Linked DNA regions of Homo sapiens: all the other regions are linked to region 1. A link is a loop called in an ENCODE intact Hi-C map of the cell type or tissue named here. Cell type or tissue: GM12878. All regions are shown on one strand. Region 1 overlaps ZNF423 (zinc finger protein 423). Region 2 overlaps LOC105371244 (a long non-coding RNA gene). Region 3 overlaps ZNF423 (zinc finger protein 423). Region 4 overlaps LOC105371244 (a long non-coding RNA gene).

Region 1 (8,000 bases):
GAAACCAGAAGACCATGGGCATCCATGTGTTTGTACTCAGTGCATGAGATGAACATCTTCCTCCCAGGGCACACTGGGGGCGTCTGTCCAGAGGGGTGGCAGCTGGCTCCCGACCTTACATACGCTGAGGCTAAGCCCCATCCCCAAAGGACAGAGCTCTCACCAGGTCCCATGAGGCCCACAAGTGAAAACTGGATTCTTCTCCCTTTCACTCCATCTGGGTATGAGCTGTTGCAAATTATGCTGCACTTTCTTGGCTTCATGAGCAGGTTAAATTCCACCCAAGCTGGTCTCATCAGTACCCAAACAGGCTACATCCTTCTAAACCTTTTCTGACTATTCCATCCTCTACATTCTCTTTCCCATCAAAAACTCAGACTCTAGCATTTAATCCTAAACTGTTTATAACATGAGATGTTTTACGGTAGCTATGTCTGCCTCCCAAATATGTTGAAAGCTTCTAGAGGGCAGCAACAAATCCTATATCTTTTAAAATATCTACCTCAATCCAAAGCCAAGCAAGAATATTTGATAGGAAAATAGTGGGAAAGTGCTGCCTGCTACCACTACGCCACCAGTGGCAGACATGGCCAAACAAGCACCTATCTGCTATCTCATGATGAATGATTCATGCATGCAACTTGATCACTTCTGCCAGTTTTATCGGACAGCTGCTCTCCAACAGAACTGGAAGGAGCTGTGAAGTGCATGACTTCAAGGAGGCCCCAAGAAGCTACTGCTCACAGCAGCAATGTGCTTGGATGCAGCCCCTCTCTGAGGTCCTCCCCAGCAGCCCTCCTCTGTCAACAACTGAAGGGGCCACAGAAAATCAGGAGAAACAAAGACAACAGCCACCATCCCCATTCTTGGCATTTCCCCCAAGAGTCACTGAAACCCCTCTTCCCACTCCACATTCCAGTCTCAGTAGGTCAAAGTCCATCACAAAGGGGAAAACCCAGCTCTCTAGGATGTGCCCTTGTCCAAGCTTTCCCACTGCCTACCCAACCAAAATCAGACAAAGAGATAAGACAAAAGGTAGGAACTCTTGAGCCATCCATCTGCTGTCTTTAATATTAGTTTATAAACATGATTTCTTCCTCCTCTGCTACTCGCTCTACTCTGGGCGAAGAAACGTAGCTCAAGACCTGATCTGGGTATCACTTTTCAAATGCCCAAATCCCTGTAAAGGTTTAGTGTCTAGCTGTGTGCATTTTGCTCAGTATTAACATGTTCAATGGAGTACTTTGATTTTTTTTTTTATCTAGACGCCAGAAGCTGGTGAATATATGCTTCATAGCTTCAGATAAACCTTTTGTTCTTCTGGGGCTGATCAGCTGGTGGAGCAGCGAGAGGGAGAAGGGGAGGGGAATTCACAGGGGCTCAGCGGTTTCAAAAAGTCAAATTACCTCTGAGCCATAGCAAGGCTGATAATTTAAATGAAAAAATATATATACAGGCTGCAGCACACAACATCGTCTCTGTTAGGACTTTTAATGAAGCCCCAGTTGTGATGACACTGAAGCCGGGAACGCTACAGTGGGATAATTACTTGGCTCCCACACAGCTGAGTTCCATAGATGCATTATTAACGGCACATTCCTCGCCATAACGAGAGCTGAACAGAGGTAGGCTCCGCAGACCTTGGCGTCCGCCATTAGCGGCCTGGCGCAAACACAAATGAGTGTTTTCACAAAAGCATGCAAAGGTTGTGAAATTCCAACGAGTCTTGAGTCTTGTGCTGGGAGGTGGAGATGGGATGGGGTAAAGGGGAAGTGGCGAATATATATATATATATATATATTTGGTCCATACAGACGTGACCAGAGATGTCACCTTTCCCTGCGCAAGGTACTTGGAGTAAGGCAACCTGGGAAATTATGGAGTCAGAACACATTGATTTTCCCGCAGCAGATCCAGGCAGCAGCCCTGATGAAGAATTACAGAAGAAATGCAATAACCTAATTCTCCTCCAACCTGGCCCTGCTGCGCCTGCAGCCCTAAGCGTACCTGGCTGGGGCTGCGGGCAGCACCTCCTGACCCGGGCATGCTGCACAGCTGGACTCCCGTTTGGCACTGCCGGGCAGTCCCCCATTCCCAGCCCCGGCTCACACCCAAGCCACAGCACTCACACCGGCCACGTTTTCAAGACATGCAGGCATCACGGCTGCTTCGGGGGGCAAGGGTCTTCTGGAAAAGAGAAAGCCACAGATACGGGCATTCTTGCTCCCAGCTCACCCCAATTAAAAGCAGGGATAAAGACACACACTCATTATCACCCAGGGCCAGGGAGAGCCTCTGCACATCCCATACAGGAGCTCCAGGGCACCAGGGTGACTTAGCCAAGGCTGGTGGGAAGCCGTTCCCCCAGCCCTGTGCTTCCCCTTGGTCTTCTCCTCGATTTCTCTTCCCCTGGAAGCGTCTGTTTCAAGGTGACCCTGTTTCATGAGTTAGCCCCAGCGTCCCCCGCCTGCTCACAGAACCAGGGGCCTCCCAGTAATTAACACCCGCACTTGATGAGGTCCAGCTGGCAAACTGAAGCGATGCCAGCATCCTCACACCACAACCTGGGCTCCAGCCGGCCCGGTGAGGGCCTTTCCCCCACCACCACTCTGGCCACTCTGTCTCCAGAGAAGGAGGGGAAAGTCACCCATTTGGTTAGGATGATGTTCAATAGAGAGTTGTTTCTAATAGTGACACTACTAAAAGCTCCAACGGGAAATTTAAACTGTGGCACTTCTTATAATGGAACACCAAGCAGCCACTAAAAATGATGATGTAGAGACATGTGTGCTGACACAGAAAACTGTCACTGCCTACTGTTGGGGGGAAATGATTACAAAATAATATGGGCATTGTAACTCCACTGGAAACCAAACCAAGTGTGCTAAAATAGTACGGACAGTATAAGTCCACTGCAAACTAAACACAAGTGTGCAAAAATAGGATGAGCATTGTAACTCCACTGGAAACCAAGCCAAGTGTACAAAAATAGTATGGGCATTATGACTCCACTGGGAAGCAAACAAGTGTGCAAAAACAGTATGGGTATTATAAGTCCACCACAAACTAAACATAAGTGTGCAAAATAGTATAGGCATTATAACCCCACTGGAAACCAAGCCAAGTGTGCAAAAATAGTATGGGCATTGTAAGTCTACTGAAAACTAAACATAAATATGCAAAAACAGTATGGCCATTTATAACTCCACTGGAAACCAAACCAAGTATGCTAAAATAGTATGGGCATTATAAGTCCACTGCAACTAAACACAAGTGTGCAAAAATAGGGCATTATAACTCCACTGGAAGCCAAGCCAAGTGTGCAAAAATAGTATGGACATTGTAAGTCCACTGCAAACTAAACACAAATGTGTAAAAATAGTATGGGCATTATAACTGCACTGGAAACCAAACACAAGTGTGCAAAAGTCTGTGCATTATAACTCCACTGGAAACTAAACAGTATGGGCATTAAAACTGCATTGGAAACCAAACACAAGTGTGCAAAAACAGTACAGACATTAAAACTCTGCTGGAAACCAAACATGAGTATGCAAAAGAGTAGGCAGTGATTCCATTTCTACACAGGAAAAAAAAACAGGCACCACTGTCTTTGCTGTTAGAAGTCAGGGTTGTGGTCCTCTGGGGGCTGGGACAGGAAGGTGCAGGAGGTGAACTTCTGGGGTGTGGGTCACACTGTGTCATGATGTAGTGCTTACCTGGGTTTGGTCTGGGAAAATTCAGCAAGCTATCTGCTGCTTATGACAAGTAAGCTTTTCTGTATGTAATGCATCAATAAAGGGTTATTACATTAGGTTGGTGTAAAAGTAATTGAGGTTTTTGCAGTTGCTTTTAATTTCTATTTATTGATATGTCTACTTTTCTGTATAAATATCAAACTACAACAAAATGCTTTTTAAAACTGTATCTATGCATGTGTGAACACACAGAATTGGGAAAGGTAAACATCAAATTGTTAACAGCAGTTTTCCCTGGGAGGTGAGATTAAGGGTGATTTCTATCTCTTTCTTCTGTTTATCAGCATTTTTTTTCTTGTAAGGAAAGTGTATTATTTGAGTTTTTTAAAACACAGCTTTTTTAAAAACAGGAGGGGCAGTTCAGCTGAAATTATAAGGAACACAGCCAATTAGGAAAATTGATAACAACCACCACATCATCATCTACTCAACAAATAAAGCATAAAATGCAGTTTGGGACCTATTCGACCCCAGAGTCTTCTTAATGCAGGCTCCCCTAAAACACAGTGACAGAATTCTTTTGCAGAAGTCACTTGCAGGAGTGAATTCTTTTTCCCTGGCCTGGGCCATAAGCCATGAACCAAAACGTGAATAAGACAGCTCTGTGTGCCAGGGCATCGCTGTAAAGCCTATCCTCGTCACCCACACCAGCCGGGAGTCAGCCACGTGCAACCAGAGAATAGTTACACAAAAGACAAAGCAGGCAGGAAACTCAAACCCACTCAGCAAAGGTGTGTGATGCCCCCACCTCTGCCAGAACCGGCGGACCTGAGGGCTATCCCCTCGCCTCCCCTCCCCACATGCTCCTTGCTCATTTTAGATCCATTTCTAACAGATCAGTCTTCACTCTGCGATGCCCAGATTCACAGGCTCAACTTCTCACTGCCATCCATAAACAGGGAAGAAGATATGTTAGCAAGGTGTGGAGAGACAGCTTTCGTGCGGTTGTGGGTCTGGAGAAGGGTCAGTCATCCAGGTGCAGTCATCAGCTCACCCTCCCCAAACCAAAATCCTTCAAATACCTGATCAAGATGGATTTGGAGGAAAGGTTGTATGGGGGAGTGAAGAGAAGGGGGACCCCTGGTGGTGACTGCTATCCACAGCAATCCAGCTCTGACCCCAAACTCATCCCCACCCCAAAGAGCCAAACCTCTGGGCTCTGCGTGGTGGCTCATGCCTGTAATCTCAGTGCTTTGGGAGGATCACAAGAAGCCAAGAGTTCAAGACCAGCCTGGGCAACATAGCAAGATCCTGTCTCTACAAAAAAAATTTAAAAATTAGCCAGGGGTGGTGGCACGTGCCTGTGGTCCCAGCTACTCAGGAGGCTGAGGTGGAAGGATTGCTGGAGCCTGGGAGGTCAAGGCTGCAGTGAGCTATGATCATGCCACTGCACTCCAGTCTGGGTGACAGAGTAAGACCTTGTCTCAAAAAAAAAAAAATTTCTCTGCCATTCACAGACCTCACTCTTGTCCCTTAGAGGTCTCACCCCTGCCTCTCCCGCCAGAACCCTCTCTGAAGTCTGGCGGACAGGGTTTGCAGAGATCTCTTTCTGGTGGGATTGTAGCACCTCCCACAGGTCAACTTCCAAACTCTACCCTGACTCTCTGCCTGCAACCAAGCCATATGCCCTCCGTGCCTTTGTTTCTCCATCTGTATACATGAAACACCCAAGCCCCAAGCCTGCTCACAGAGAAGGGAGAATGGCCTTAGATCTCCGAGAAGCCCCCAAGACCAGCACCGCTGGTGTGGGACCTGGAAGAAATCCACTTCCTTTGCAAAGTGAGTAAAGCTTATTTAGGAAAGCACAAGGTTGGGGAGAGGGGGCCGCGGAGGCAACACACTACTGAAGAGAAGACCAAGAACTCTGCCAGGGGCTCAGAAGGCAGCAGAAATCTCTATCTGTAAGAGGCTCCTCCTGGCCCCCCATGGAACCCGCAGGTTCCCCAGAGGCAGCTTCCTGTCCCCTGCAGGAGAACAGGAGGAAATGTTGTCCTAGATTACTGGGGATGGACCAAGTCAGGATAGAACTCAAAAACTAGCAGTGCAAAGCGAGTCCTTGAGAACCATCCCCTCCCCTCAGCCCCCCAGCTGCCTGCCTTTCAGCTGGGGGGTAAACAGAAGTGGGGACATATCTGGATTAAGAACCCAGAGCAGTAAATGTTCCCTTCCAGATTGTGCAGGGTGTTAGACCCTGGTTCAGTTGTCTCTCTCTTTATTAAAAATTCCACACTTCCCTCCCATGCGCCATCCCCTCTGGCCCCTCTGGAATCTCTTCCCTGCCTCCTCTCTCCTCTCCTTCCATCAGAAAGTTTGGTGGAAAGAGATGGCCACACCCTTGCGGTAACACAGCCAGCTGCCTCCAAGCTGGGAAGCCCCCAGGCCTCTCTCAACAGAGGGAATGCTTACCTCTCTCACACAGACACACACACACAAGTGCATACTGACACAAACAGAAAAACACAGGCATACAGAAGAGGGGTTCACTGTCACACCCAACATACACACAACACACAGACAGGAATATAGAGACATACACTCCAAGATAGACACAAAAACACAGATAAACCCACAGATCCAAATACAAAGCATTAAACACATAAGACCACAAACACACTCAAAGACAAACACAAAGCACAGAAAGAAGCATCCAATGTGTTAGCCCAAAAAAACACCCACAGGCACAAAGACATCTAAACCCATAAACAGAAGACTCGAAACAAACTCACGGGGATGCAGATGGACAGGCGCAAATATAACACAAATTAGAGCACACACGGCCAACAGCAGCAAGAACAACATGATACACAGAGGCCACCACTCAGGCTCACAGACATACCCTCAGGAGCTACGACAGGCACACACAGGGCTGTCAACGCAGATGTCTTGGGAGAGCAAGAGGGCGGAAGGAGGCTGGTTCTTACAAAACTGGACCTTGGTCAGTTGCTCCCAAAACACAGACAAGGCCCAGCCAGGCTCTTTCAGAACTCCTTGGCATCCTCTTTCTTGTTTTGGTCCTTAAATTCCTCTCCACCCCACCACCTTGGCCATTTTCACCCTGAACACCCGGGTGACCCCAACAGCACGATCTGCGTCACAGCTAAAGGCGGGAGGGCAGGGAGTGCTGCTGAGGTGGGGGTGGGGGGGTCTCTCTTGTGTCCCCTCCTGTTGGTTTTCCTCCCCAATGAGGACAGTACAAAAGAGGGGCTCAAGAAGTTAGGGTTTCCCTGCCACTCCCAGCTCCAGATGGAGCTCACATGTGGTAAACCCACACTGGGACATTGTCCCTGGACATACTTCAGTGGCTACAGACAGAGGCTGAAAATCAAGGTCAAATCTTTCCAGAAACCCCAGGGCTAAACTGCCCTCCAAACAGCCCCTGATCCTGCCTGAACTTAAATTCCCAGGCGCACTCACTAGCATCTTCCTGCCTTCCCAGCCACAGACCAGCTTAGCCTGACTGATTAATAGGGAGAGATCTGCAACTCATATTTAGCACTCAACTGGAGGGATTCACAGGTAAGAATTCTATTTTAAAAAATAAAGTGCCCACCAGTACCTGCATCCAATGATAGGCTAACAAAATTTTTCTGTGCAGTTAGTTCTGAAACAGTAAACTAAGAAATGAACTCAAAAACCAAACCCAGATTCACTAATCTTGAAACATCCACCAAAATAGCACCAAACTTTTAAACCATGCTCGCTTCCTGGAAAATAAAAATATCAATTGTCTTTTTAAACCTCTATAGTATTTTGTCAATATTTTTTTATTACAGCAGAGAATGTATAAATATTTTATTATAAACCAAAGGCCTAAAATAAACAGTTTAGTAAATAGTTATTACATTACAAGGAAAAACATCTGTGGAAACTGCTTTCCATGTAATTATTCTTGCTATTTTACATTAGCGCTCAACGTGAATTTCTTTGGCACTAATGTTTCACTTGTTCTAAATCTTCCTCCTTGTTGCTATTATTAAAATCTTAAAAAGGTGCCAAATCTTAAATGAAGAAAAAAAAATGATTCACTAGAAATTATTCATATCACAGTGAGCCACTACTAAACCTGGCAGGGGTGCAGTATTTTCGGTGAAATTAACATAAAATATACAACTGCAAATTATCCAGGAAATAGCTATGTTCTTTACGGCATGCTTTTACATTGGGAAAAAAAAATGTTCTTCTTCATCTCGCACAAAGCCGCAAACAGCTCCATTCCGGCAAGTTTTAAAGGGAAAGTAATAG
Region 2 (8,000 bases), 180 kb before region 1:
GACTCAGGAATGACCCTTGAGCCATCCTTTGGCCTGAGTGACTGTCGGGTGTGCCATGAAATGCAGTGGGAAAGAGCAAAAGAGAGAAAGGCACAAGTCAGGATTTGGGTTAGAATTGGTTAGATGGGAGATGCTGCCAGTATCCATGATGTTCCAGGGGTCATGAGGAACCACTAATGGGTTTGGAGCAGGAAATGATGTGGTGAAGGACAGATTGGAGAAGCAAGCCCAGAGACAGGGTACATTCGCTTCTCAGAGCTGCTAGAATGAAGTACGACAACTGGGTGGCTTAACACAACAGATTATTTCTTCTTCTTTTTTTTTTTTTTTTTTTTTTTTTGAGATAAGGTCTTACTCTGTCACCCAGGCTGGAATGCAGTGGCATGATCACAGCTCACTGCAGCCTTGACTTCCTGGGTTTATGCAATCCTCCAACCTCAGCCTCCCTAGTAGCTGGTACTACAGACATGTACCACCACACCCAGCTATTTTTTGTAGAGACAGGGCTTCACCATGTTGCCCAGTTGGTCTCAAACCCCTGGACTCAAGCAGTCCTCCAGCTCTGGCCTCCCAAAGTGCTGGGATTACAGGTGTGAGCCACAACACCCAGCCCAGGCATTTTTCTCACAGTTCTGGAGAGTAGAAGTCCAAAGTCCAGATGTTGGCAGGACTATGCTCCCTCCAAAACCTCTGGGGGAGAGTCTTCCTTATCTCTTTAGCTTCTTGCAGCCACAAGCATTCCTTGGCTTGTGGCAGCACAACTCCAGTCTCTGCCCCCATCTTCACAGGGCCCTCTTCTCCATGTGCCTCTGTCTCTTTTTAAGGGCACCAGTCCTATTACATTAGAGCCCACTCTATTAACATGATTATATCTGTAAAGTCTCTGTTTCCAAATAAGATTATTCCCAGGTATCAGGGGATAGAACTTCCACACATCATTTGGAAGAACACAACCAACCCATAATACAGAGACCAAAGGTGGAGTCAGAGGCCCAGGGATGGGTGGAGTATCCCCCTATGATTCCCCTGAGTTCATGGTAGAGTTGCTGCTGGAACCCACATGCTTAACGCTCTCCTCGACCTGTCCCCACAGCCACACCCTGCTGCCCATCTGTGCCCAGTGAAAGTGCCAGAGCTTGAGCCCCAGGCTGATGGCCCTGGGAGGCAGGCCCATCCCACTGCCTCTCCAGTGGTACATTCAGAGCCAGGCCTGGGGAGCTTCTCCCTCTGCAAACCCAAGGCCCCTGTTTGGAGACCTGTACATCAACACAAAAACCCTGTTCATGAAGTAACGTTAGCAGGAGGTCTAGCCCAGCCCCAGCTGAGCTGAATGCCACATCCTCAAGAGATTGCTTGGTGCCTCCAGAACCTCCAAGGAGGAACTGCTGTGGGAAGCCCACCTCTCAGACACCAGATGCACCTGTAGCGCCAGACTGAAGGTTTTTCTGGGGTTCGGCGTGAACTGGAAAAGGGAAAGGAAATGAAAGCAGAGAAGAGACCTTGTCCCACTCAAAACAGCTGAGGCTACATGGCTCCCTCTGTGGGTGCAGAGTGCTTTTATTCTTGGACCTCACAAGCATAAGAAGCCTTAGATTCATGTTCCTGACATCCTGACCAGGCGAGCCCACAGTGAGTCCTAAGATTCACAGCTTGCATTGAGAAAAGAATTTTTATCAGACAACCCCAAGCCAGCGTCCATCAGCAGACAGCACCACCTGCAGCACACTCTAAACGGGTGTTTTACAGACTCTGAAATTGCCTTACGAATAGTATAATTCTATTGCACTCCCTAAAACAGTTACTACCAGATACAGAAACAGACAAACACATATACCAGGAACAGATTCACACGTGTACTATCCCCTGGTTTATGGCAAAGGTGACACTGCGGTGCAGTGGAGAAATGATGGTCTTTCCAATAAATCAGGCTGGTCAATTAAATATCCATATGGAAAAAATATTGACCCTCTGCTTCCCACCATATGCAAAAATCAATTTCAGATGGATGCAGATTGTGGAAGTTTTTAGAAGAATGGTAGATGACAATCTCCATGACCTTGGGGTAGGCAAAAAGATTTTGAACACAACACAACAAGCTCCAATAATAAAAGAAAAATGTAATAAATTGTATTATATTAGAATTCAGAATTTCTGGCCAGGTGCAGCGACTCACACTTGTAATCCCAGCACTTTAGGAGGTTGAAGTAGAAGGAACACTTGAGGCCAGGAGTTCAAGACCTGCCTGGGCAACATAGTAAGACCTATCTATACAAAAGGAAACTTTATTTAATTAGCCAGGGATGGTGGTGGATGCCTGTAGTCCCAGCTACTCAGGAGGCTGAGGTGGTAGGATCACTTGAGCCCAGGAGGTTAAGGCTGCAGTGAGCCACGATCATGCCACTGCACTCCAGCCTAGACAACAGAGCAAGACCCTGTCTCAAGAAAAGAAAAGAATTTCTACTTATCCAAGACATCACTAAGAGAGTGAAAAGGCCAGCAACACAAGCAAGAGAAGATATTTCTTCTGACAACATATCTGACAAAGGACTCCTATCCAGGTGATATATTTTTAACTCCTATATATATTGGTAAGAAAAAGGCAGGTCACTCAGTGGAAAAAATAGGCAAAAGCTTCTATTAGTATAGAAACTTCACAAAAGAGGATAGCCAAGTGACCAATAAACATAAAAAATGTCATTAATCATCAGGATATGCAAGTTATAAAACACGATGCAGAATCACTACGCACACACTAGAATGGCTGAAGACTGGCAATGGCAAAGCCCATTGGTGAGAATCTGGAGCAATCAGAACTCTCACACTCTTGCCATTGCCCTGCAGGTTGGCACAACCACTTAGGAAAACTGGGAGCATCCAGTAAAGTTGAATATACACTCCTCTATGGTCTGGTATTTCCTATGCATACATACTGAACAGAACTGCATGCACATGTGCACCAATAGATGTAAGCACCAATGGACGTGTGCACCAATAGACGTGTGCACCAATGGATGTGTGCACCAATAGACGTGTGCACCAATAGACGTGTGCACCAATGAACGTGTGCGCCAATAGATGTGTGTGCCAATGGACGTGTGCGCCAATAGACGTGTGCGCCAATAGATGTGTGTGCCAATGGACGTGTGCGCCAATAGACGTGTGCATCAATAGACGTGTGCGCCAATGAACGTGTGCATCAATAGACGTGTGCATCAATGGACGTGTGCGCCAATGAACGTGTGCACCAATAGACGTGTGTGTTAATGGACATGTGCGCCAATGGATGTATGAACCAATGGACGTATGCGCCAATGGACGTGTGCACCAATGGACGTGTACACCAATAGACGTGTGCGCCAATGGATGTGTGCACCAATAGACATGTGCTAACTTTTGCAGCAACTTTATTCTATATAACCAAGAACTGGAATCAACCCAAATATCCATCAGTCAACAGTAGAAAGCATATCTTGCAGTATAATCATGCAATGGAATACCGCATGAAAACAAGAATGACCAAACAATACGGATGCATTATACACAACGTATTCTGCAAAAGTAGCAAAATACAAAAAAGAACACCTGTGGAGTTCCATTTATACAACCTTCAACCCAGGCCAAAAAAAAAAAAAAATAGAACCTAGACCTAATCTATAGTGTTGGAAGTCAGGATGGTGGCTATCCTTGGAAGAGGGGGTATGTGATCCACCGGAGGCCAGTTAGCTTAGAAAATTCATTGAGCTGTGCACTTGGGATTTATGCCCTTTATATGGGTATATTGTACTTTAGTTAAAAGTACATTTTAAAAAGAAATATACTAAGTGTTTTTTGTTTAAAAAAAAGTTCCGGTTTCGTTTGCTAAAAACAATAGGCTCCTCAATGGTGAAGCTATTCTAGTTCCTTCCACCTCCCAGAGGCAGAGGCTAAACCTAAGTCCCTTAAGGCCTGGCGCATGTCCTCCAGGTGTGCAATGACTGTGGCAGGGCGTGGCCTTGTGCAGCTGCTGGAGTAAATTTCTCCCCTTCCATTTCTTTCCCTCCTCTTGCCCTTCCCCTTCCCCTTCCCTTCCTGCGCCACCAGGTGGGGCTCTATCACAGCAGAAGGCTACTCTCCTGACGGTGTCCACGCTGTCTGGCCCGGCTGCTGGCAGAGCCGTCAGCCTATCCAAGGGGAAGCCGGGCCCTCGAGCCTAAGCCTCGGGTAGATGAACACAAGCCCAGCTACTCACTAACATCACTTTTCTGAGACTTCAATTCTTTTCCTCCAAATCGGGGCAAGAAATGCAAGTTAAAATAACCATGAGGTACCACTCTATGAGACTGAAACATGTTAGAAAGCTAGGGAAGGCCAATGTTGGCACAGACGTGGAAACGAAGGAAGCTTCATGCCTTGCAGTAGGAGTGTGGGCCACTGCAGCCGCTCTAGGTTAAATTACACATGGACACTGCAGGGACCTAGCAAGCAGCCCCACTCCTGGACGTATATTCCAAAGTTCTATCCCAGGAGATCTATTTAAGGACACTAGCACTGGCAGGAATGTCTGGGTGCTGGTGGATGGCAAAACAAGGTGAGTGAAAAAGATGGGAAACAGGATGAGAAGGGACACTCTAGTCTTAACACAAACTGAAAATACACACATACAACAACACACTGCTTACAAGAACACATGCAAATACATTCAGACAGCTGGAAAAGGATTGGGAAGGGAAGAAGGAAGAAATGAAGGAAGGAAGGGAGGAGAAATAAAATGTGAAAGAAAATACCAAGTTTCAAGTGTTGGCGTGAAAAGAAGAATCCAAGGGAAGTTTCAAGAGTCTCTAGCACTTAGCAGGCACCCAGGAAATTTTCATTTTCTACATGTGCCTTTAAGCACTAACATTTATTGAGTGCCTACTGTGTTTTAGGCAATGTGCCAGGCTTCGTAATACAGTAATGAACAAAGACCAAAAAATGAAAATTCCTGCCACTGTAGTAGCTTTGAGACTTATTCCACAAACTTGAGTATAGGAGAAATGGCAGAGCCCCCTAAATCAAATCACTAAAAATCTGATTTCATGCCCCTGTTGAGCTGGACTGGTGGAAATTCAATTTCCATCCCTTAGTGGGGCTCCGTCTCTTACACCCCCAAGGTCCTGGACAGAGCAATACCTTGGGGTAGGTGCCAACCTATACTGGTCACTGCTGAATTGCTGCAGGTCACAGCCCAAAAAGTTCACAAAGTCTCCACTCACAACAACCACTTCTCTACCCCCTACCCCCACCACTGCCATGCTTTCTTCTGAGGCTTATGCCTTCCTCTCACCCCAGTTCTCACCTCAAAGAGCATGGGCTTCCAGACCAACACAGGCAGGCTGTCTGCAGATCCCTTCAACTCCCTGCTTGGCAGCAGAACCTTTCTGTGGCAGGTAACTGAGCGCAAAGCTACTCTCCTCTGGGAAGGTGGGCAAGGGAGGGAGACAGAGAACAAAGGTCATCAATCTCAGGCTTTCAAAATCTTCTCCAAGACGATGAACAAAACACAAGTCAAAATCACAAGAAGCAGCCCTGACTTCATTCTTATTTCTAGGATTTTAATTTACCCAATATGCACTGGTTGAGCACTTACTGAATGACGTGTGTTCCAGGGCCTAATATGAGTGGTGTGGTTTCTGATGACATGTGAAGATGATGCTAGCAATGGCTGCACCTAACTTTGGCAAAAAAAGGAAAATATATGTGCATGTGTATATGTATGTATGTTTATATATGTATTGGTGCATGTGCATGTGGTGTGCATACGTGTGTGTTTATATGTATATATGTATATACGTATATGTGTGTGTGTGTTCCTACGTGTGTGTGCGTGATGTCAAGTAGCTTCTGGAAATCAGTCCAATCATTTCCTGGTCTAGTCTCTCTGGTTCAAGATACAAATTCCAGAAAGAGGGTCTCATTGTCCTCTCTAGGGTCAAGGCCCCCATCCCTTGGCCCAGGGAAGATGGAGCACCTAAAGTGCCAGTTCTACCAAGGCCACACACAGTGGACGAAGGGTAGTTTCTGAGGAGAACTGAGATACTTATTGGTTCTTTTGCTGGCTAATAATTTCTCCCCAAACAATAACAAATATGTATCATCCCACATGGTTCCTGTGGGTCAGGAACACAGTGGGGTAGCTGGGTCTGTGATGAGGTTGGTGTCAATCTGTCAGCAGAGCTGCAGTCATCCAAAGGACTGGCTGGGCTGGAGGATCCGTTTCCAAGGTGGCTTAGTCTCACAGCTGGCCAGCTGGTGCTGGCTGTTGGCTGAAGGTTTCAACACCTCTCCACATGGGCCTCTTCATGGGGCTACTTGAGTGTCCTGACAACATGGCGGTTGGCTTCGCCTGAGCAACCAGCCCAAAAGGGAACAGGGCAGAAGCTAGAGGGCCCTTGTTGCTGTCCCCTGGGAAGTCACACACCCTGCTGCATTGCCTCACTTCTGTAATGTCCTGTTAGTCACACAACTCAGCCCTGGTCAGTGTGGGAGGGAACAACACAAGGGTGTGGAGACCAGGAGCCAAGCATCACTGGGGGCCATGGTGAGGACTGGAGACCACAGGTGCCATTACAGAAGGAAGCAGACCTGGAGGCAAGGCAGGCAGGAATGACAGATACTGACCACAATGATGATGTCTTTGGAGCTCACAGTCTAGAGGAAGACAGAAGAAAACAATGCCCTCGTTAATTCATAATTACTCACCTAAGAACACCCTAGTAATGGGGGGAAAAAAAGAGGGTAGGACCCAAGAAGGGGCAGCAACTGACCTTCTCTGGAGGAGTCACAGGGGTACTTGCAGAGGTGGTGACATTTGCATTGGACCTTGTAGGGAAATAAAAGGTGGGATGAGGGCACCCCAGGCAAAGGCGGGAGATGGGAAGTGGGTGGAATCTAGCTTTGCTGAGTGGTTGAATGGGGACAGCACAGGAGAGTGGGCAGAAAAAGACTCTCAAGCTTCCCAAGCCCCACCTGCCTGTGGGGGACCTACTCCCAGGCCCTCCTCTGCTTCCTGCCCCCACAACTCAAGATCTCTGGCTGCCAAGGGAGAATGGGCCTGGTTTCTCTGCAACCAGGACCCATCTTCCCCAGTGAACTGGCCCTCTAGGAGGACAAGTTATGGGCCCTGCCCTTCTGGGAGAAAGGCCTGACTCCTGCTGGGCCCTGCCACCCACCCCAGCTGAGAGTCAGGGGACAGGGGAGTGGAGCTCTCTGTTTCCCGGAGTCACTGGGTCTTGGCCAGCCCCACCATTCCGTGCCCCTTTCTGGGATTGGTAACAGCCAGTCAGGGTCCTGCCATTGCACTTGGCCATTCCTGAGCTCCCCCAATCCCCTGCTACAACACACACACAAATTCCTACCCGCTCCAGGCCAGCTGGGATCAGCTTCAGCAGGGCCGGCTCGAGCCACTTTGCTTAAGGCATCAGCCTCCCCAGGGTGCATTAGGCAGGCTTCACTGGCCAGAGAAGGACCACCTTGTAGGGAAACGGGCTCCAGGGGTTCAAATCCCCAAAGGGAAGGGGCTGCCTGGCCCCAGCTGTAGAAACAACAAAGGAGTGCAGCACACAGTGGCCCCTCCCTCCTCACCCATGCAGGCAGTGATGCCACGCTGCATCCTAAATGTTCAAGGCCAGAGTCACGTGCATGCCTCCCATGGGCAGGGCTCAGTACCCAGGACCTCAGGCCCCCTCCCCACAGGGCCCCAGCAGTGGAGAGGCTGCCACCCTGGACCCAGGCAGGAGGGGAGGAGCAGCTGCCCACTCCCGGCATGCACCCTCTGGGCCCCGCACTGAACACCAGCCTGCTAGCATCCCCCAAACCAACCCGAATCCAAGATAAAATTCCCCCTGGCCCCCAAGCTCAGGAGGGCAGTCTGTGTCCCAGAGCCTTCAAAAGCTCCAGAAAAGTGAAACCTCTGCTTGAACAGCTCCCAGCCCTGCAGCAGAGAAAAGGGGAGAAATCACACCAATAATCACCACTGGCAGCGT
Region 3 (8,000 bases), 79 kb before region 1:
TATTGGCGCACGGCTGCTGACGGGTGCTCCTGAAATGCCAACTTGCATTTCTCATCATTAATTTCTTTGTAAATGTCATTAGTAATTGTTCCTGCTTGACCAAAGAGTACAATCCAGGCTTCCACCCAGAGCACCCTGGTCTCTCGTTGATGGGGGCTAAGACATCCCCAGCCATGCCAGACCCCAGCCTCCTGATGCAGGCAGCCATCCCCGCTCCCAATAAGTCAGGATCACAGGCTGCTGTATCAAGAAAGTTCTGACACAAATGGAGTTCAGTAACACAAAACATCCTGCCCTTGGTGTTAGGACAATGGTTGTATGTTCAGGCTGCCTGGGTTCAAATCTCATCTCTGCCCAACTATGCCTCAGTCTCCCCACCTGTGAAACGGGGATAACAGCAGCACTGGCTTCATAGGTTTGCCCTCAGAATGGGAAAAAAATCAAGGCAAAAGGATTCCCTTAGTGCCTGGTTGGTGGTGGTGCTACCATCGTCCTTCACCTTGCCTCTTACCACCAGGGTTGCAGGTTCAGCTCTGCCACTTACCAGCCGTGGGACACGACATCAAGCGAGTGGCTTAAACTCGCTGTTGAGCCTGCTTCTCCCATCTGTGAAAGAGGGACAGTGATATCCACATCAACTCTGCCAATTCCACCTCAGATGTTGCCTCCTCCATGTGGCCTTCCTAGGGGACCAGGCACCATGCTCGATGATCTACAAGCATGATGCTGCATCCCCACAGTAACCCTCCAAGAGGGGCACTGGCAGCCCACTGTCCAGGTGACGACAATGAGTCACCGTGAGGGAGGTCACATGCCCAAGGTCACATTGACAAAGCAACTCTGAGGCCCCCAAACCTCATTTCTGGGGGGTGGACGTTGACTGTGCTCCTTGTCCCTAGAAGGCCCAGGACACAGGCCTGAACCCTTCGCCGCAAAGCAGTAAAAATGAGGCAGTGCTTCCTGAGTGCTGCTAGGGACCTCACAGCAAGCCCTTCCCGTGAGTAGCTTCTTACGACCTCACATGAGTGTGTCTCCTTGTTGTAAATGGGTAAACTGAGACTCCCCATGTGGGCAGAGCTGCCAGGAAAGCAGAGCTATGAGCCCAGGTGGTCTGACAGGAGTGTCTGTGTCTGTGTCTATGTCTGGGGTCTTCCCCTCAGGCCCCAAGGCCCCATGTCTTCCCGTGTGAGAGGCTCCCTCTTTGTCTGAGTCAATGCGGGGCAGGGCTTACAGGGTGCAAACCTCTGTGGATGTGGAGCCGGTGAGGCGCCGCCACTCGCAGTGTTGTCACTGTTACTAAGAAACTGAAGGCATGTGGTCCCGGCTGAGGCAGCGCCGGGGAGGGGTTCGGCTCGCCACACACACAATGGCCACCGGCCTGAGGCTCCTGGCAGCTCCCCCGTGCCCATCTGTCGAGATGGCATGGTGCCCTCTAAAGTTGGTTGGCCCCCTGCCCTAGGGCATGAATGACAGGCTCCAATGGGCAGACGGGCAGCCGGAGGCTGATTCCAAGTGCCATCTCTGCCTGGAGCTGGGCCTTGAGGGGAGGCCCCCCAGTCCCCACCTGGGCCTCCACACACTTCATTGCTCAGGCGAGCTGACCCTCAAGGCTCACGAGGGTATCTGAGCACAGCTGGACACAGACTTCTGTTTCAACACTACCCCTCCGGTGCCCGCTCCTCACTGCGCCTCTGTGGTGACCAGGGAGAAGCCATTGCTCACCCAGGGCTGTCCAGACCAGCGACAGTATCATGCCCCGGGAGCTGCATGCAGCCTCCATGTCACCCTCTAGAACGCCTGCCTCGCTGGGAGGTGAGGCCCACTTCGAGACCCTGCACCCAGAGACCTACCCTTGGCTTCTAAGGGCTTTGAGAGTCATCTCCAACCCCACTGCCTCAGCCCGCAGGCTGCGAACACAGGCACTCATGTCAGACTGCCTGGCCTCACATTTCTCCACGCTGGCAGCTATGTCCACATGGGGAGCCTCAGTTTACCCATCTATGACATGGACCTCATGCGTGAGGTCCTAAGAGGCTACCCACATGAAGGGCTTACAGTCAGGTTCCCAGTAAGCACTCAGGAAATGCTGTCTCATTTGTACTACTTTGGGGTGAGGGGCTCAGGCCTGTGCCTTGGGCCTTCTAAGGACAAGGAGTGTTGTCAGTGTCCACCCCAGACTTCTCCCAAGGCAGACCACAAACTGCCACACATGGCCCCTCAGGAGACACAGCTGCCTCCAGTAGTGGCAGCAATAATAATCATGTCAATGACAACAGTGATGATGATGATGATGATGCCACACCTTATTAGGTTGGGAACACCCTTGCCCCACTTGACAGTAAATAAACCAAGGCTTAGAGACACAGACCAACTGTGCTCGTAACACAGTAACTTACAGGGAGCAAGGGCAAAGCTCAGGCTCCACAGTGCCCCTTAATGTCACATGGGGGCCCAACTGTGGGGCTCTGTTTTGTGTAGCACTTATGTTGTATTTAGTATGTAGTATGAGTGATATGGTATGATGCAGCACTATACTATACTATACTATATACTATACCATATTACATCACATTATATTATATTCCACAAACACATAACAAAAATTCTGTTTGTCCTTATTAGCTTACTTTCCCCTCCCTGCAACATGTGAGGGGCTTAGTCTATGCCTCTGTTTGTCCCCAGCACCTATGCACAGCTGGCACAGATCAGGTGCTTAGTAAACACTTGCAGGCTAGATTGAGCACGTCCACACATGATTGATTGAATGAGTCAATGAACGCATTAACAGAAAGCCCACCACCTCCAGACCACAGGCAGGGCAATGACTAGGGCTCACCAACCTTTGACTCTGACCCAGACCCAATGCTGGGAGCTTTTCAGGCATCACTGCCTTCAGCTACCCCAGTACCAAACAAAGAAGGGCTCTTCAATAACCCTGGTCTCTTGAAAGCAAGAGAATGCCGGTGACTTGCTTATGGTCATGGAGCTGCTTGGTGGCAGGGCTGGCATCTGAGGCCAGACTGTGAGCTCCACAGCATGGGCATGGCATCGCCACAACATGTGGTCACATTCAGTAGAATTCAGGCTGTGCTGGGCTCTGGTTTCCTACCCTAGTGGGGAAGGCAGGAAGCATAAAGTGATCCTATTGGAAAAGGGCCACAATGACCCTCAGCAATCCTTCTATCCTAAGTGCTATAAAGTGCTTTACACATGCGAACTCCATCTTCACAACAACCCGAGGCAGCAGGTCTTACCCCATTTAACAGATGTGGAAACTGAGCCCAGAGAAATACAACATCTGCAGTAGGAAATAATGGGCGGCTGGGCACGGTGGCCCATACATGTAATCCCAGCACTTTGAGAGGCCGAGGCAAGTGGGTCACTTGAGGTCAGAAGTTTGAGACCAGCCTCGCCAACATGGTGAAACCCCTGTCTCTCCTAAAAATACAAAATTAGCCAGGCATGGTGGTGGGCACCTGTAATCCCAGCTACTCGGGAGGCTGAAGCAGGAGAATCACTTGAACCCGGGAGGCGGAGATTGCAGTGAGCCGAGATCGTGTTACTGCACACTCCAGACTGGGTGACCGAGTGAGACTCTGTCTCAAAAAAATAAAAAAGAAAATAATGGGGATTGGGAGACTTCGGGGGGTCAGCAGCCAGCCCAACTCTCAGCCCTCCCCAGGCTCCTGGCCTCACAAGTGGCTGACTCCAGCGTGAGCAACAGGTTCTCACTCCCTGGAACCACCACTGGGTGTCAGCCAGCAACTTCAGGCCACACCCATCTGGGCCCTGGTCTCCCAGCAGAAGTCAGGTTGACAAGGATGGGGCCATCTCTAAAGCAGGAAGGAGGAAGATGCCGCTACTCACAGAAAGCGCAGCCAGAGTCAAATGCTAAGTATGTGCCTAGAGCACTTTTGATTTTTAATTATTATTAGTTATAATTATCTGGCTGGATCCAACAGCAGCAGTACAAAGAGACAAGGAAACTGGCTCTTTGGTTACCCATCTTATAAGGACCAGGGATTTTAAAAATGGGCTCCCGGAATCTGTGGGTTTCCCCTTCTTCCTTTTCCTCCTTTCCTGCTTGTGTTCTCTTTCCGACTTTCCAGGAGCTCAAAAAATATGTTAACACATATGGGGATGGATGGATGGATGGATGGATGGATGGATGGATGGATGGACGGACGGATGGCAAAGGGTGTCTTCACTCTCCAAAAACTCACGTCAGAGTGGAGAGTTTGGTGTAGACGTAGTGACTTACAATCCATATGGCCAACGGAATCAGGGGGGTTAAACCAAGGGCTGGAGAAACCAAAGGAAGGAGAATCCGAGAGGCTTCTCAGGGGAGGAGGCACTGGAGCTGGGCTGATGCATTAAGAGAAAGAAAGGGTACTTCCTGCAGGCAGATAGGCAGGTGTACGTGCATCTAGGAAGCCCCATCTTGATCTCACTGGGTAGGCGATGCGAGGCCAGCCCAGGAGAATAATGCAGGAAGGCAGTGGCCGTCTGTCCTGCTTGCCCCTCTAGTCCCTCTGCCTTTTTATTCTGTTCTGAGAACACCCCAAATCTGCTTGGGCCTCAGATACTTGGTACTGGCTCTTCCCTCTCCTGGAGGATCCCCCAGCTCTTCCCCACACTGGCTCTGCAACCTCCAGGATTGAGCTGAAATGCCAGCCTTTCCTGACCACCCAACACACACACACACACACACACACACATGCACACGCACATGCGTACACACACACGCACACGCACACACACACACACATGCACATACACACACCACTCTCCATCACAGTACAGCGTTTTCACATTCTGAAATCCCCTAGTTCATGTATTTACTGACTTATCATCAGTGTCTCCCAAAGCATGTCAGCTCCATGAGAATAGAAACCCTGTCTCCTTGTTCCCAGTTCTGTCTCAGGCTCCTGAGGTGGTGCCGGGAGTAGGTACTCAGTAAATGGAATCAGGGCAAGGGCTGAATCAAATGTTCTCAAGGGCTAGGAAGGAAGGGTCCCAAGGGAGCTGAGATCCCGCCCCTGTCTCAGAGAGCTCTCCCTCTGGCCGGGTACCAGGACCCTGCCTGGCAGAGCCCGGCTCACCCTATCGAAAGGGCTCCGGGTTGCTTGTTAGAATACCTAGCTCTGCTTTTAATCAATTGTAATCATTTAGCTGGAAGCAGCATGATTAGGCACACACAAGCAAACAGCATGAGCTAATCCTTTAAATGCGCCCGCTCAACGCTGGGCTGGCCGCTTTGCCACCGCGGGCCCGGCTCACGGAATCACTTCCTGCAGCCCCTGGCTTTGTCAATGAGGGAGTCAAGATTCCAGGGCGTGGCGCTGGTCCAACACCCCAAAACCATCTTCATCAAGGACATGTGCATGTGTGCGTGCACACATACACGCGCTGTGAACTCTGACATGCCCTGGCAGGCAGTGCCCCACAGCTCCAAGATCCCAGAAGTTCTATGTCTAAAAAGACATCTCTCTAGTTCAAGTTCTATTCCCCCATGACAGGACCAAGCAAGTCATAAAGGGGAGAAAGGTGGCAGCACCATGAACCTGAGGTCTTAGGAAGTCCCTATCTCCGTGACGAGAATGAATCCTTCCTCTCCCCAAGCCCAGCCTAAGCCAAACCCATCCTGATGCTCATTTGCAAGCAACAGGGTTTGCAGGGTCCTGGCCTCGAGCTGCAGCCTGGCAAACGTGGCCATGCACAGCCCTGGCCCCGCGCGCACAGGCCCCATGGCGTTCCCACCTGGGCTCACCCAGGAGCAATTTTTCTTGCATCCCCTGTTACTGCTACTTGTGCTACCTGCTTGGCCCAACTACTAAAATAGTTTCTGGGTCCCCTGACAACGAAAGCTTTTTATAGTTCAGCACTGCAGGCCTCATTTAAATCTATTAGCTCATATAAATGGCAATTTATTTAAACTTTGGAGGGTTTCTGTTTGCCTTGGTGGCAAAGACAATCCAGCTTTATGTGTGGCTCTGCCATTTGCAAATGACCCTCGGCAAACCGCTTAACTTCTCAGAGCCTCAGTTTCTGTATCTGTAAATGGGGATGAGAGTACCTTGTTCATAGGGCTGTACACAATCCATGCAAAGTGCTCAGAACAGAGCCTGGCCCGCAGCACAGACCTAGGGCCCAGGGGTGAAGGCCATGAGAATTGTCTCTGGTACAATTTCAGGGGAGCTTGTCCACTGTCTAACTCCAGCCCTGTATGGCTGGTAAGCCGCATATGACCCTCATGCACGCATCCCCACAGTGAGGATGAAGAACAGGAAGCAGCAAGGCTCTTAGGATGGGGAGATGGAGGCACCATCCGTGCCCAGTGTCTGTGGGCACAGAGGTGCCCATGGGGATGCAGAGACAGCTGGGCTGGTGGGCAGAGGCGACCCCTCCCCTCAGGGTGGCTAACCGCTGGCATGGGGCCGATAGGGCCCCAGGCCTTCATCTGCTGAGGCCTGAGGCTGGGAATGCAAGGCCAACAGCTCTGACATTTGCGGGCTGTCTTGCACCCCCAGTCAAATCTACATACCACCCTCCACGGCGCCCGGACGTGGCTCAGAAATAGAGGGTCCTAAGAAAAGAGCCCAGGTCAAAGGCGCTCAGAGAAGTAGGGGAAGGGGGACCCGAAGCCCCGGCCCTCTGGCCTCCATTCCATGCCCTTTATGCCCCGTCTCACTGCCCTGGGCACCTGGCTCCTCCCAATGCCCCAATGTGGGGTCTCCTGTGCCCACAGCCCTGAGGCTTGGTGGGATGCCACACAAGGAAGGACTTGGAGTCTCACTTTGTTCAAACTCAGGCTGGAAACCATGAAAGCAAAGCAAACTCCAAGGAGAGGGAATCCCCAAAGCCATCTGATCCTCAAACTGCCCAGAAGTCAATGTCAATAATAATCACAGGCAGCGTCTGCTACATGCTCTGTGTGCCAGCCACTGTGCCAAGGGCCTTTTGCAACTGAACTCTTAAGTAGGAACTACTCACACCCCTGCCTTACAGGTAAGGAAACTGAGGCTTACGGCTGGTGCATGACAGAGCAAGGTTTTAAATACGGAGCTGCCCTCACAAAGACTGGGCCGCTCCCTGCTTCACTCTTGGCAGCATTTCAGACACGTGCATTGTTTGCACACTTCTACCGACAGGGACCTCAGCACTTTCCATTTCTGGACAGTTTTCCCGCATACTGCAAATGCTCAGTGTCCATCCAGGTCATGCACCCCTTCCCTGAAAAGCACCCTGAACTTGCTGGTTTGTATCATATGATCCTACCCCCAGCCACAGCTCACTGGAGCAGGGTGGACAGCTGACCCAGGCTCACCTACCAGATTCCCCCTCCAGGGATCTAGCACCTGTTGCCTGAGGGCTGGCTGCCACCGCTGTCACTATCTCTGGGGTTTCCTGGGTGTTCCTTCTGGCTACCTGTGTCACCAATCCTCACACTAAATCCTCTCTGTTGAGCTACCTAGGGTGTCTGTCTTAGCAGAATTGACAGGAGCTGTGGAACCTTGACCACCTTCCTCCTTGTACAGAGGAGCCCAGAAAGTCAGGCTGTAGAGAGAGAGGACAATAAAAGCCAGAAAGAGGCAGAAGGCAGGGACCAGGCAGTCTTAGAGAAGACAGAGTGTAGCTGCCTTATTTAAGTGACACTTGGCTCCGGGAATAGGGCTGCCAAAAACCCAACATTGCTTCCTGCTCTTAGCATCCAAAATCCACTCATGTCCCTACAGCTTAATTTCCCTTCTAGCTTGCGCCAACTGCAGAGAGTGATGCCTGAGCCATGACTATCCAGGACCAAAACCCCTGTTCTGAGTTGGCGCCCACTGCCAAAAGTCTTGGAGCCACCTGAAGCAATAAGAACCCCTCCAGGACCCAGAGTTCTTAAAATGCTCGAAGACAACTGTCCCTGCATTTCTTCTGCAATCCATCCAAGTCTTCTCCTGGTTAAACAGACTTAGGACAGACTCCTGGAAGCACCTCGAGGTCAGACTGGA
Region 4 (8,000 bases), 150 kb before region 1:
AGGGGTTGTGTTGGCAGGAAAGATCCATCAGCTCCGATCCTGTATTTGAGGATGCAGATGAGCTTGAATTGTGGGCCTTGAATGCCAGGCTTAGGAGTCTGGGGTTTACCAGCAGGCAATGAGGAGCCAGTGAGGGAACTAGAGAAGCGCCGTCTGCTCTGGTTTTGGGAGCTTGACCCAGCAGGGTGGTGGGGCAAGGAGAGGCTGCAGCAAGGAGATCCCGTAGGACCTAGAGGAGGACTCTTCCTGGCAGGAAAGATCCAGGATCTTGGGGGAGAGGCAGTGGTGGGGGAGCAGAACTGAGAGGGAAAGAGCCTCCCGTCGCCTGAAATTGCCCAGATGTATTTTCTAAAAATCAGAGCAGGTCGGGATCTTTGTTTTCTCTTTTCCCCCTGCCCACTTCAGGGCGATGAGGAGTAGATTGTGTTTCCAAACACATCAGAAGAATCTGCAGTGGAAGTTGGAAGAATAACCCCAGGCTTCTTGGTCTAATTCTCAAGGTCAACTGATATCATTAGAATAACATGAACTCAATTTGAGTTACAGCAGGGAAATCATGTTAGGAAATATGGGTCACTCATCACTGAGTAATGAAGCTGTTACCTTGCGCGATCGGAAACGCGCTTGCACAGAAACCTGTCAACTGTCCTCGTCCCATTGTAGGGCTGGCTTTTAACAATGGAGTCGCCCACAAAAACCAAAGCCCACTCCGAGAGGGAGGATTGAGCAGGGACAGCTTTGGTACCTGCAGCCTCAGAGCCAGCCAGAAGGGCAGGATGTCCTGGAACAAAGGCCGGATTTGTTCCCATTGGTTTTCATTGAGAAGCTTTCTCTGTGATTCTTGAGATTCTCTTTAAAGGCCACAGTGGGAAATGGGGTCAAGGGAAATGCCCTAAGGTCGAAGAACAGGCAAAACCCTGTTGGTTGAAGAGAGAAACACCAATGCTTAGCACAGAAGAACTAGGCTCCAACAGTAGCCCATGCAGAGAGTAAGAGTCATGACATGGATGAGTAAATGAGGGTGGTGGGTTAGGCATACAATGGAGTGGTGAGACACCCCCCTCAACACACACACCTACTTTGCAAAAGGGATCGCTCCTGCACAGCTAGAAAGTGTGCCAGCACAGTCAGGTCTCCCAATATTTCCATGAAACCTAGGAATTCAGAACTTTATGTAAAAATCTCCTTATTTTAGAACAGTGGTAACTCACTAAAAATAGTGGTACACAAAACATGAATCGGTGCTGCCAGTTTGTGGCTTATGGGGTTAAGAAATGCTGATGGTACTCTGTCAGAGATTACAGCCCTGGGTTAGGAGGCCTCAGTTTCCACAGACTTCCAATGCCACCATGAGGGAGGGGGGCGGCCCAGCTAGGGAGCAAACCTGGGCAAGCACTCGAGCTCCTTAGAGTGGACACCGAGCTCTGCCCAAATCCCCAAAAGCCTCCTGGGAACAGCTGCTTAGGCATGCTGGTGGCTCTGCTCCTGGCTGAGCCCATCTCAGAGCCTTACCCTCAGCCAAGAGACACTTCACACACTGACACCCCCCACCCTGGGGTGGCCACATCTAATGGTCAATGTTGGGGGCCGGTAGAAAAGCCTGGATTCTTCACCCCAATTTGGAACATCTCTGAATGATCACAGCAGTGCCAGGGCTCCCAGGGGATCAACAGAGGCCTTTGCTATGACTGCATCACCGCCCATCTCCTTCTCTGCCCCATCCTGAGTCCCTCTCTCCCTACAGAGGCTGGTTCTGCATACAAATATCCACCCCAGAGCCTACCTCCCAGGACACCCAACGGTGACACCCTCTAAACCCTCATGTTCTCATGAGTCCTATGGAGAGATTCACCCACTTTACCATGCCTTTGAGAGTGTAAGGAGATGGCACAGGCAGGCAGCCTAGATGGGAGTGTGCCATGCGTGTGGGAGGTGCTCAGTGACTCCTTGCTGAACATCATGGACCGAGAGCTTAGAAGAAGGCAAGAAATATGTGGCGATAGTTCCTAACCACCTGGAGTTCACTCCCCTAAACCAGAGCTTCTCACCCTTGGCACTGTTGACATTCTGGGCCGGATAATTGTTTGTTGCAGGGCAGGAGGGGCCTGTCCTCTGGGCTACAGGGTGTTTAACAGCCTCTACCCACTAGATGCCAGTAGCAACCCCCAATTGTGAAAACCAAAAATGTTTCTAGACACTGCCAAATGTCCCCTGAGAAACAAAATTGCCCCTGGCTAAGCAGCGCTGCCCTAAATCATTAAAGTTCCCTGAGCCACCTCTGAGAGAGAGTCACGGTTTGGGGCCAAAAGTCAATCAGGGGCCCTTCCTAGGCCCCTCCACAGGGAACAGGGAATCTCAAGTAAGGCCAAGGGGAAACGTGAGAAACGTGGGGCAATGGCAACAGCCCACGCACGGGGGTGGGGACGCTGCTTCAAACCCCAGCCACGCATCCTGCAACCCGCACAGGCCGGTCCCCTTCTCCCAGCCTCAGCGTCCTGAGATGGGAAATGGAGACAGCAATTCCATTCCTTCGACCTGCCAGGGAAGTTTCCCCAAACAATGGCTTGGTGCGTGTGCGTGTGAGAGTGTTCTGACAGCAGTAAACGTACTGTGCAGAAGTACAATGGGGTTGGCTCCCACAAACAACCATCTTACCCAAATTCAGCTAAGTGAGTGCAGACAAAGAGAAGGAGAGAGAAATAGGCAGGCAGAGGCGCATTTATTGACCCTGTCACTGTTCCCTCATCCCCATCGCCCCAGGGACAGGGAAGGCACAGCTAAAATGCCCAAGAGACAAACAAACAAACAAAATAAGTGAAATTCTCAGAACCCATCAGGTCCTAATGATTCACAGGATTTTTGAAGGTAAATTTTACTACAGAAGATGTTGCTGTATTGGGCAATTATCCAAGCCTTGAGTAGGGATATGACTGAGTTTTGTTTTTTACTCCAAAAGCAGTGAATAAAAAGCATTTCAAAGAAAGTAATGCCAACTTGACAAACCCATTCCACCAGCAGTGGGCAGCAGAAACAGGAGGAAAAAGAAAGTTTGCCTCTGAAACACCTGGTAGATGTAGACCCGGGCCTCCGCCTCCTCTCCACTGCCCGCCCTCCATCCTGCCCTCCCCGGAACAGACGGAAGCAGCGAGATCCTGAAATAGCCTCGCTCTCAGCGGTGAGACAGGAAGCCACCAGCCCCAGGCCTGAAAGCCATCATGCAGTTGACACAGGGACCCCGCTGATGCCGCGTCATTTACCTTCGGGGGACTCGCAGCCGCCCCCGCAGCCTGGGTTGGCAGGCCGGTGGAGGTCGGCCAGAGGCGTGCTCCCTGGGGCCATCCCAGGGAAGGCCCAATGATCACTTGCTCCAGAGCAAGTGGCTTCTTCCCCACTACCCTTCTCTGAAACCCCACACTCTGGTTCTTCCATCCCAGACCCAGAGGCTTGATTTACCCCATAAACAGTGTGGGGTCTATAGATTCTTTTCGGGGGCCATTAAACATGCTTGAGATCTAAAAAGAAAAAAATAATAATAATTGTGACTGTAAAATACAAGAATAAAACTGAAAAATCAAAATTACTAACAAGTTCAAAACCACAATTCTAAAACCCTTTTCACTTTTTAAGCAAAATAATTGTACAAAACAATTGCATTCTATGTAAGCTGAGTCAATTTTTTTTAGTCTATTGTTGTAGTGTGGAAAAGGTTCTCACACAGATCTTCAGTTGACCCCCCCAAAAAACTTACTCCTTTCACCTCCTAGAGGTAACTTTCTCTTGTCTTCCTGTGTCTAAATGGGACGGTGAGACAGAAAATCTGCAAGTCCGTACAACACCTCTCTTCCTGAATCTGCAGGACAGTCTCTGAGACTCCAGGGCACAGCCACTGTAAAAGCCAGTCTTCTGGAGCTATAGAGAGTTTTAGCACAGATCTGAATTCCTGGATGCATCCAGGAGCTAATTCTAAACGTCTGTCCCCCCAGCCCAAGATGTCAGTCACCTGTTTCATCTCTGCAAGTTTAATGGAAGATGCCAGGCTAGGAGTTAGGGGTGGGGGTTCTTAGACAAGCCTGGCCCTCTTTCTTATAGAAAGCGGAAATGCCATCGTTCTGCTCCAATGTCACCACCAAAAGTAGAGAAAAACAGGACAGACTGAGAGGGCCATTTTCATTAAGAAATAAGAGCTAGAAATAGCACCTTTCACCTGGGTGAAAGAGATCCAGTTCTTTGTGGAAGAGAAAGCTATTCTCACTGATTTCAGATGCAAACAAAGCGTGCCTGTGTCTTCCATCTTGACATCCACTTCCCTCACTTCCCTGACCTACAAGCCCTAAGCTAGGTCCATCCCAGCCCTGCCACTCTGCCCCTTCTCTACTGCCCCTTCTCCTCCAGGAAATCACATGTGGTTGATGGAGGGCAAATGCCTGCCCACTACCTGCCGGGTCCCCCAGTTGGCAGAAATCTTTCTCCACAGTCGGTGGGCAGGGTTGTGTTTATTTTGCAATTAACAAAGAACAAAGGAAGTGGCAGGGCGCTTGGAGGTGGTGCTTCTGGCTTGCTTTTGGGGACCTGAATTCCTGCCTTGCTCTTGGCTCTGTCGGCTCTGGCTCCTGGGGTGGGAGGGGAGTCACTGCCCTCAATCATTTCACAGCAGTCTGTGTCTTTTTTGGCCAGGTCACTAGCTGCAGCAGATGGGCCCTTTACTTTAAAAGAAAAGCAAAGAGCAAAGCTCTGCCCAAATGGGGCCCAGGGCGTGCTCAGGTCTGAGGTGATGAGTAAAGGTATCCCCCTTTACTCATTGATTGTGTCATTGAGGGACCAGCGGACCAAGAAATTCCCTGCCATGCGAGTGTCGGAGAACAGCCCCTTTGTCACGCCCTCTTCAAAGCGTGACCCGTGTCCCCGTGCACTACATTGGGATGAGACAGACCCCTGCTAACAAAAACAGGGAGATTTGGGGGTGCTTAGGGGGTGTTGAGATAGCAGATAGGGCTCCAAGTTACCTACGGTAAACAAAGCAAATTATATTTACTTCCATGGGAGCCTGAGATTTTGACAGCAAAGAGAGACTTATGGTAGAGTTGTTGCTGCATTTATATTTAATAAATTTAAGAGAGAGATGAAATAGACTTTAGCAAGGCTAGTGAAATATTTATAAAAGCACACCGAAGCCGTGTAAGGGAGAGAGAGGGAAATAAAACAGCTCGCATGTGGGATCAAATCGAGCAAGCCAGCTTTTAACCTGACAGCTCCCTGTGCACTGCGGGCAAGAGAGCTGCCAATGGGCCACAGATGCACCACACCTGAGCTAGCCGGGAAGACAGGGAGGTGTAGGGAGGGGAGGACGGGGTGCAGACGGGTGTGTGTGCACAGGCACAGCCAGCTCCATGCAATCCAGGGCATCTGTCACACCTGTCCAGCTGCTCAGGTGCGCCTGGCACCTTACAATGCCAAGCAGAGCACATTCCCCCACCCCTGGCCTACATCCAGTTAAGCCTATGGTCTGGTAGGAACATATGGGGCTCCTGGAGTTGGGGGGCCTTAGACAGTGGGGGCTGAACACCCTGGGCTTCCATCTCTTAGGAGAGCCTGTCTGTCTTCAAGCCACTGTCCGAAAAAGGTCTAGTCTTGGGATGATGAGATTGAAGGGAAATGCATTAGATTTGTTAACTTGCAGATTTATAACATTTTTTAAATGCACAAGTACTACATATTCATAGTGGAAAGATAAAAAAGAAAAACAACAGATAAATTAACAAACATGCAAACCCCATCACCTATATGCTCAATCACTGTTGGCGTTTCCAGACTGGCTGCACATCTTTTATCAAGGGTGATTTTAATATTATGCAGGATCATTTCAGAGCAAGCTCTACTCACTACTGACATGTTACAGAATGTGCTGCTCTTTGTGCATCTCGTCCTTACCCTCAGATCAGGGCCTTTCTCTCTTTTCCTGTCCTGATCCAAAACTAAATTTATCTTGGAGACCCATCTCAGTCCTGTCTCTCCAAAAAGACACTCACAAGACTTGTGCTTCCCTCCCCGTTTGTTTCTCCCTCCCTGCAGCCCCCATGTCATCTTTTAAGTCACCATGTTCATTCTTAGACTGTCTTGCTTGTTGGCCGTGCTGTGTGTTGACCTTTCTTGTCTTCCTATCCTCATGGAAGTTCCTGCATGATCTTTTATTTCTCTCTCTGCTTTCATCGAACATCCCCAGTACAGCTTAGGCCCACTGTGGGCTCAAGACAACACCCAACACCGCCTATAAGCACATCTTCTGGCTTCTGTAGAGTGCCGTGAATGACTTCTGTCCTCCCTTAGGGATTGCGATGACACTTGTCCTCCCAAGTGGCTAGAGAACAGGGCCTGAAATGGGGAGGTGGGAGACAGGAAGAGAAGTGGAAAACTGCTTTGCAGAAATCCCTTTGCCAAAAGCCAATCTAGAAATTCAGTTCACCAAATGACTGGCTGACCAGGCTACTGTGGGGTATTTTGGAAAGTTTTTGTTCTCTCACCCCAGTCTCTGCCCCTACCTCTGCCGTTCTCATGCAAATACACAAGTTGTCCCAAAACTCTGCCTCTGCACCTGGCTTTTGGACTTACAGTGGCTCCAGAGGACTCTGCTGGATGGAGGCTAAGATGTGTGTCTGATAGTTCACTCAGCAAAGGGGACTCTGCTCAACAAGTTTTCTGCACATTGGCTTCGTGAATTGACCTAGTTCCCCTCCTGGGTTGGAGTGTTGACTCTTCTGTCTTCTCATCCTCATGGAAAAACCTGCATGGTCCTTTATTTCTCTTTCTCTCTCTCTCTCTCTCTCTCTCTCTGTCCCTCTCTCCCTCTTTTTTCCCTCTCTGAGGGAGGCTCGGGGGCCCATCTCCCTGGCCCCTAAGGCCTCCACCTCCAGCATCTGGCCTTGTGGACCTGGGATCCTGACACCTTCTCCTTCTTCCAGCTGACAGCCTCCTTTCTGCAGTCCCTGAGCCCTGACATACAGGATCTGGCTCATTTGAACAACTGCAAGGAGGGGCTGAGTGTTACAGGCACCTACAAGAGGCAGAAAAACAAGATAGAATTGGGCCAGGCCTGGACACTGTCTGAAGCTCCCTGGAGACTTCTGAATGAGGCATAGAACACAGGGTAGGATAATCAGCTTCCTTCCTGTCTCCCACCTCCCCATTTCATGCCCTATTCCCCAGCCAAGCCAAGACGCCCTGTTCCTTCTCACGTCTAGGCCTTTGCAGAAGCTGTGACCTCTGCCTGGAGCACCTCCACTCCTCTCTCCCTCTCTGCTTTCTACTTTTGTTAACAGCTCTAGTGAGACTCTATTTACACACAATAAATTGCACACTTTTAAAATGTTCAATGTGACAAGTTTTGACATATGTATACACCCATGAAACCATCACCAAAATCAAGGTGGGAAACCTGTCCATCACCACCAAAGTTTCCTCCTGGCTCGGTAATCCCTCCCACTCACCTCTTGTCCCCATAGCTAAGCAACCACTGATGGGCTTTCTATGCAGATTAATTTGCAGTTTCTAGCGTTTTATGTATATTGAACCATATGCTATGCACTCTTTTTATCCCTGAAATGCTTCTTTCACTAAGCATTTATTTTGAGATCCATCCACATTCTTGTGTGTATCAGTAGCTCATGCCTTTCTTTTGCTAAGTGATATTCCATTGTATGAATGCCATGCAATTTGCTTATCCATGAATATGTAGGTTGTTGACAGTTTGTAGCCATTAAAAATAAAGCTGCTATGAATACTCATGTACAAGTTTTTGGATGTACACCTGCTTTAATTCAACTTAATAAATACCCTAGGAGTGGCATGGTTGGATTGTACGACAGGTGTATGTTCAAATTTCAAAGAAACCACCAAACTGTTTTCAAATCAGCAGAATAAAAGAGTTCTAGTTTTTCCACACCATGACCAACAATTGGTCTGTCTCGTTAATCTTAACCAGTCTAATAGATGATCCGTGGTAGCTA

What was found. Peaks named below come from ENCODE experiments on the same cell type or tissue, not always from the same donor. Only the 100,000 strongest peaks of a DNase experiment are listed, where the experiment ranks them.
Region 2: it touches region 1 in a loop (9-fold over the local background); 73 of 110 quality-filtered maps call a loop at or near these places.
Region 3: it touches region 1 in a loop (11-fold over the local background); 6 of 110 quality-filtered maps call a loop at or near these places.
Region 4: a loop joins it to region 1, with 7 times the contacts of the local background. A loop is called at or near these places in 7 of 110 quality-filtered maps.

The regions. Positions count from the first base shown.
Region 1 is chr16:49,588,251-49,596,250 of GRCh38, forward strand. All of the region lies in intron 5 of ZNF423 (zinc finger protein 423), which reads right to left. Among named protein-coding and RNA genes, the nearest start is that of LINC02179, 130 kb to the left of the region's middle. In GM12878, a CTCF peak has its summit at 4,836 (motif pointing left); a DNase peak (open chromatin) is centred at 4,831; H3K4me3 peaks cover 799 bases; H3K27ac peaks cover 2,521 bases; H3K27me3 peaks cover 326 bases.
Region 2 is chr16:49,404,035-49,412,034 of GRCh38, forward strand. It overlaps LOC105371244 (a long non-coding RNA gene), which reads right to left. Exons shown (of 8, transcript XR_001752167.2): 4 at 7,374-7,549; 5 at 6,783-6,837; 6 at 6,637-6,666; 7 at 5,315-5,431. Among named protein-coding and RNA genes, the nearest start is that of C16orf78, 34 kb to the left of the region's middle. In GM12878, a CTCF peak has its summit at 4,077 (motif pointing right); a DNase peak (open chromatin) is centred at 4,037.
Region 3 is chr16:49,509,495-49,517,494 of GRCh38, forward strand. The region is part of intron 7 of ZNF423 (zinc finger protein 423); the gene reads right to left. Among named protein-coding and RNA genes, the nearest start is that of LINC02179, 47 kb to the left of the region's middle. In GM12878, a CTCF peak has its summit at 3,756 (motif pointing right); no DNase peak of the experiment used is centred here.
Region 4 is chr16:49,438,435-49,446,434 of GRCh38, forward strand. All of the region lies in intron 2 of LOC105371244 (a long non-coding RNA gene), which reads right to left. Among named protein-coding and RNA genes, the nearest start is that of LINC02179, 24 kb to the right of the region's middle. RefSeq lists enhancers at 2,840-3,787, 3,043-3,322, 4,844-5,345. In GM12878, a CTCF peak has its summit at 3,023 (motif pointing right); a DNase peak (open chromatin) is centred at 3,117; H3K4me3 peaks cover 516 bases; H3K27ac peaks cover 510 bases.